Regions from separate parts of the Mus musculus genome. Here region 1 is linked to region 2. The links are chromatin contacts, found by Hi-C or POLR2A ChIA-PET in ENCODE. All regions are on one chromosome and are shown on one strand. Each heading gives the region's core, a stretch centred on a gene start or an enhancer-like site at or near the end of the contact. The rest is flanking DNA. Distances are from core to core; before and after follow the strand shown.

Evidence for each region. A loop is a pair of places that touch in the nucleus more often than their neighbours do. ChIA-PET counts read pairs that join two places held with the same protein, here RNA polymerase II (POLR2A).
Region 1: a map of gastrocnemius shows a loop between it and region 2 (2.1-fold over the local background). The contact joins the promoter of Nus1 here to the promoter of Dcbld1 in region 2. A Hi-C loop is called at or near these places in 1 of 37 maps with a recorded cell type or tissue (gastrocnemius). POLR2A ChIA-PET finds 5 or more read pairs at or near these places in 2 of 5 experiments (Patski and embryonic stem cell).

What each region holds. Positions count from the first base shown.
Region 1 is chr10:52,416,274-52,419,410 of GRCm38, forward strand. It overlaps Nus1 (NUS1 dehydrodolichyl diphosphate synthase subunit), which reads left to right and starts at 1,274. Exons shown (of 5, transcript NM_030250.2): 1 at 1,274-1,895. The coding sequence starts at 1,469.
Region 2 is chr10:52,232,082-52,235,007 of GRCm38, forward strand. Dcbld1 (discoidin, CUB and LCCL domain containing 1) reads left to right here and starts at 1,538. Exons shown (of 11, transcript NM_025705.4): 1 at 1,538-1,754. The coding sequence starts at 1,670.

The sequences.
Region 1 (3,137 bases), core at 24-2,523, 180 kb after region 2:
TGTAACCTATCTCAGTAAAACTGTTTTTGTAAAACTGCCATACACATATACTACCCACCTCCCCACTCCACCTCTCTCTCTCTCTCTCTCTCTCTCTCTCTCTCTCTCTCTCTCCTCCCTCCCATAACTAGCATCTGTTTCCTGTCTGTTTTTCTGTGAGTTGGACGTATCCTATCTCTCACTCAATTTTTTTCCTGATTCATAACTTTGCCCTTCAATTAAACATCAATTTCAAACATGGATGCTTCCTTCAACAAACTAGCCTTATCTTCATTGTCAGGGATTACAGGTATGTGCTAAGGGAGTGTGTGTATTCCAGCCAGATCATACTGTAATCCAGTGTGGATCATGGCCAGATCATATCTTTGGCTACGGTTATTGAGAGGAGCCATGTTGCCCAATTAAAATTCCTCCACAGGCATTTCCTGCCAAAGGCAACAAAACTTGCAGATGGACATGAGACTCACGTTTTAAACTAAAGCAAAGCAATTCTTACAGAAATGAGACCAATTAAAACAGGTGACAATGGCCAAAACATTAAGGCCTGTAGACATTTCCTAATGGGAAAAGGGGCTATACAGTAAAAAATATGTCTGTATTACACAGATCCAACTGTATCTGGGCACTGATTCTCTTCTCAGAGTGGCCACATTGAATCAGTTTCGCTTTTCTGTATTTACCTTCTATTGTGTCATTGGTCTATGAAGGACAGGTGGCAGAGCTTGATTTGTTAGGGACCCTAACAGTGTCAGACCCTAACAGTCTGTTTCCAGGTCCTATGCTGTAGGACTTCATTCCCATTCTGGGACGTTCTATTCTCGTCGGAAGATTGGACAAAGAACTGTGATGAGACCTCTCCAAGAACACTTGAGCCTTTGGGGACAAGAACACTTCTGTTTGGGGACCGTGGTCGATTTCCAGCATCTACACTTGCTGATGCGGTGGTGGATTCTCTCTGTGTAACTTCCAGTTCATTTAGATTGCTTTTAACTCCTTGGGAATCGTTTCTGTCATGGCCGTGAGGGGGAGATAGGCAACAAATCTCAAGCTGCAGATCCTCCCCTCAGTCTGAGGAACAGCCCAATCATTCCATAGGAGAAAGGCTAGAGGCGTTGGCGCGTCGCCCTCCTCATCCCCAGGGGGCGCCAGCGGCCCGGAGCCAGCCTCATTCTCAAGCGCACGCTCTCTTTAGCAGTGCGGTGGCGGCTCCAGCCACGACTCCCGGTCGCGTCGGAGTTCCCCGGCAGCCAATCAGAACTCTCCATGTACTAACGGGGGCGGGGCTGCGGAGGGCGGAGGAAGATGGCGGCGGGGGCTAGGTGAGGTGTTGGCAGTGGCGAGGGGCTCGGGCGCGGGGGGTGGGGGGACGCGGAGCGATGGCCCGCGCCGGCCGCTGGGGCGGATAAGACCCTGTCGCGCCGCGGGTGTGGGCCGGAGGGAGGTGACGGTGCCCGAGCGCCACAGGAGTATGACGGGGCTGTACGAGCTGGTGTGGCGGGTGCTGCACGCGCTGCTCTGCCTGCACCTCACGCTCACCTCCTGGCTCCGCGTTCGCTTCGGCACCTGGAACTGGATCTGGCGGCGCTGCTGTCGCGCCGCCTCCGCCGCGGTCCTAGCGCCGCTCGGCTTCACGCTCCGCAAGCCCCGGGCCGTCGGCAGGAACCGGCGTCATCACCGGCACCCGCACGGGGGACCGGGACCGGGACCGGGACCGGCCGCCACCCATCCTCGGCTGCGCTGGCGCGCGGACGTCCGGTCCCTGCAGAAGCTGCCGGTGCACATGGGCCTGTTGGTCACGGAGGAAGTGCAGGAGCCCAGCTTCTCAGACATCGCCAGCCTCGTGGTGTGGTGTATGGCCGTGGGGATCTCCTACATTAGCGTCTACGACCACCAAGGTGAGGCCGGGTGGGAGGTGGGGTGACCGAGGCACTTCCGAGTCTGAGGACTACGTTTCTAGCTAGTTTGTTCCCGGTCGTCCTGCGAGGCCGCCGCCCTCTCCAGGCCCTGCGAGTTTCGGTAGCCCTTGGCCCTTACACTGTGCTGGTGCTTTCGAGGAAGGGAGATCAGTCTTATTGAACGTTGACGTTGACAAAGTCTTTAGATTTGGTTAGTGTTTGTAACATGTAAAAGATATTTAATGTAGTCCGTTAAGGGAGGTGGTTTTCTCTGGCTTTGTTTCACGAAAGAGGGAGCTGACGTTCAGAACATTAACTGATTTGCCCAAGGTCATAAAAGTAACGGGGAGTTAACCAGTCTGTGCGCTCTTCAAAGTGTCTCTTCAAGGGGGTTCAATGAACTCATCTTAAGGGCGACCAAGCAGTGGCGGCTTTATACGTGAGCTGCATTGTAGGATTTCCAAATGAGCTCTCTTGGAGTTAGGTGGCATTTGAATGGGGTTTCTGAAAAGTGTGTGAGAGTTTTGATAGGCCTGGAAAAAGGCCTGAAATCACGTGTTGCCATTTCACCTTAGAGGCCAGTACAGTACTAGATACACTTGTGTTCCTTCAAGTAATCAAGGCAGTGGATTTCACCACGGGTTTGTTAAGGACAGAACTCAACACTTACTGCATGACAAGCCTAAAGCGTTAGTTATAATGGCAAATATATTTCTTGGAATTTTGCCTTCGTCTCAGGCTGGAGGGGAGAAAGGGACACACTCACAGAGGTGATGGATGACATTTGGGGAGTGTTTCTACTAGAAAGGAGATTCTGAAAGGAGGAACTTGAGAGTTGGGGTAGAGGAGATGAAATGTTAGTAGGGGATTGAAGACCAGGAGCGAGATAAAGAGGAGGCTCTAAATGTCAGCCTTGCATTTCCGTCAAGTCTAAGTGCCTTGGTGTTTCCTTAAAGCTAGAGATGGGCTGAGTAGGGTGAGTCAGGAGGATTGGTATGCAGGAAAGAAAAATGACGGCTTTCTTCTCCGGTAAACTGCCTGCATGCTCCGGAGAAGCAATTTTGAGTTTTGCCTTTAAATCTTTGTCAGCTATGTATTTGAGTTTGGGGTTTGGTTGGGGTAATAGTAACCTCTGACTACTTTATTCTCTTTTACAGCTAGCAAGGAGGATGACTCCCCAGGAGTCTGTCATCTGAAGTGATAATTTGCCCTATAGGGTAAAGTGCAATATATTCAGAGACT
Region 2 (2,926 bases), core at 288-2,787:
CAAGTTGACACAAAACCAGCCAGGACATATACATATTTATTTCCTCTCTATGACAACTGGGGAAGAGTTAACATGAAGGCAAGCGAATGTGTCCCAGTCAGAGACTGGCTCTACACTCAGATCTAAGAAAGGCTCAGTTGGAAAGCTGTAAGTCTTTCCTCTGAGGTTGCCATAAAGGAAGGTGCAAAGTCCACTGCCAAATCACACTTGGAATCTCAAAAGTTAAAGTGTAAACCAGGCAGGATATGAAGGCCTGCCTGTATTCCCCTATCTCAGAGGTGGGGGAAGAAGGTTCAGGAGTTCCAAGGTCAGCCTCCGGCTACTTAGCAAACTACTCAATACCAGCCAGGAAGACAAGAGAAGCCCTCAGAACACAGACGATAAACCTCAATCTCAAAACAACAAAACATTTTTAAGGCAAAAAGTTATCCTACCTGTCAGCTTAGGCTTGGAGTTGGAGAAAATTCCAAAGGTCACTTGGCCTTGGAGGGTCTGATCTTCCTCAGCTGCCGAGACCACCCCACCCCGACGCACTCTAGATGTAATAATTCCCAGAGGCCACGAGGTGGTGTGTGAGTTAGAGCTAAGGTTGTGGCCACGCAGAGGAAAGTCACGGGGGGGACCTAAAGGTGACAGTCCTTAAAACGAGTATTAACCGTTTCTCTGTTCAATTTGACGACCAGGACTCCAATTGAACGACCCAGTAATGGGCTCTAAACTCCTCCGCGGTCCATCGAACCTAATCTCAAGACTTTCCCACCACCTCAGAGAGCGCCTCAAACATTGCTCAGTCTGAAGTTTTCCAGACTGCTCTGGGGACTCTGCAGTTTACATATCTCTTACTGGTCCTACTCTGCACGTCTTTTCCCACATCTGGCCAGGCACCCACCTGTCTACTGAGCTTCAGCTCCAACTGGCCCCTTCCCGCCCTTTAATCCTCTGAACAACCTGGGCACGAACTCAGCTCTCTGTCTTTTACTCTCGCTTTGCTCCCAGCTGCCTTTTCACCATCCAATTAGATCTCTCCAAATGTGCTCCAAATATACTGTCCATGTTACAGACTGCAGTTTGTAGTGAGCGATTATTTCTAAGCTCTGCAAATGCCGAGTGAATTTAAGCACCCAGCCGCGTAGAAAGTTGAGTTAAACAACGGAATGAATGAAGAGAGAGAGAGAGAGAGATGGAGAGAGAGAGAGAATGAATGAATGAATGAATGAATGGACTTGAACTGCCATCATCCCATCAGATTTCAGATGCCTTGCATAGCCTTGGCAGACCAGCTCTAGGGTAGAGCTGACAAACTGCCAGAGGGGCGGAGTCTCGGTGAACCCCCGGGCTCTGGCGAGCCTGCGTGCCAGGTGAATTTTTGATTTTCATTTTCTAGTGAATCCGGGCAGGTGGCGCGGGGGCGGGGTGGGGTGAGGGGGAAACTGGGCGCCCCCCTTGGGAGACCGGTGGTGCGGCTGATCACCCCGGGGAGGGGGCGGGGCGGGGCGGGGCAGGGCGGGGAGGACACGCCCTCTCGCGGGCGCGGGCCGCCCAGAGGGATCTGTGCCGTGTGCCCGCGCCGCGCCGGGCCGGGCCGCGAAGGAGGCTGCCCTAGGCGGGCAGCGGCAGTGTAGAGCCGGGCCGGGAGGCCGATCCTGCGGGTCTGGAGTCCGGCGGGACCATGGGGACCGGGGCTGGTGGGCCGAGTGTCCTGGCGCTGCTGTTCGCCGTGTGTGCTCCGCTCCGGTTGCAGGCGGAGGAGCTGGGTGAGTGGGGGACTCGGGGCTCCGGGAGGGCTGTGTTGTGGGCCTCGGGGGAGCCTGGCGAGAGGCGGGCGGTCTCCGCCAGGCGGGGGATGGATTGAAGTCAGAGGGTGCATTTCGGATCGCGCCCCGATACTCTTTCCTTCCCCCCCATAAACGAGCCCGGCAGCTTGGCGCCTGTTCCCCGGCTGCCTTCGCGGTGTCCCCGCCCGGCCGGCCACTTAGTTCCCAGATTTCCCGACCCTTCCCGGCGGGTGCGAGTGGCCTGGCCCCGGGTGCTCGCCCGGCGTTGCCCCGCCAGCTCCTAGTCTCTGCCTGCAAGAGGGGGTTCTTCTGCGAGGCTGCCCCGGAGCCGACTGCAAACAGGGCCCCCGTTGCCTCACGCGTGTCCGGTGGTGATCGGAGTTGGAACCTTGCGACTCTGGTCCCTCAAGGGTATTTGAGCGAGTCGACTGCGGCCCAGGCTGCTTTTCCTCGGTAGCTGATCTTTGGCTTCCAGCGCCACCGAATTTTCTCTCAGACCACCAGATTAAGGCAGGAAACTGGTTTCCCAGCCCTACATGGCCCTACTCCATTAATCTGCTTTAATTAGTTCTCCTTGGATAGGACGAGCCACCTTTCTGTGGGTTCTCCCCCCCACCCCCCACCCTTTTCGGGTTTTGTTCCTCTCCTCCTGCCTTTGCTCCTCTGTAACTGGGGTTAATTAATGGCAGTGAGTTTATGCAGAATACTTGAATACCGCCCCCGCCCCCGCTATGCTTTCTGGGGGAACAGAAATCGAAGCTAAACTCATCGCTGGATTTTTTTTTTTTCATTGAACAATGTATTCGTTCACCCAAACATTCAGCAAGTTGATAGCATTAAAAAAAAGTGAAGTTATTTTGTTTAGAGTTACGGTAACACAGTCTAACGTGTGTTAGAATTGCACTGTGTAAGGTTTTATGAATGCTTTATAAACATGCTGTTTTGTTTGAGTTTTGGCGGCGCTCGGGAACTTGTGCAAGGCAAGCCTTTCAACAACCAAACTATATTCCAGTCATTGGATGTCTTAATAACTGAAGACACTTTCTCAAGTCGATATTTGAAACTGTAACATTCTACATTTATTTGGTGTGGGTTTTAAAGAAAATTTAGTTTTAGTGATGTGTATTTGTGTGTGGGTTGAGATGTACACG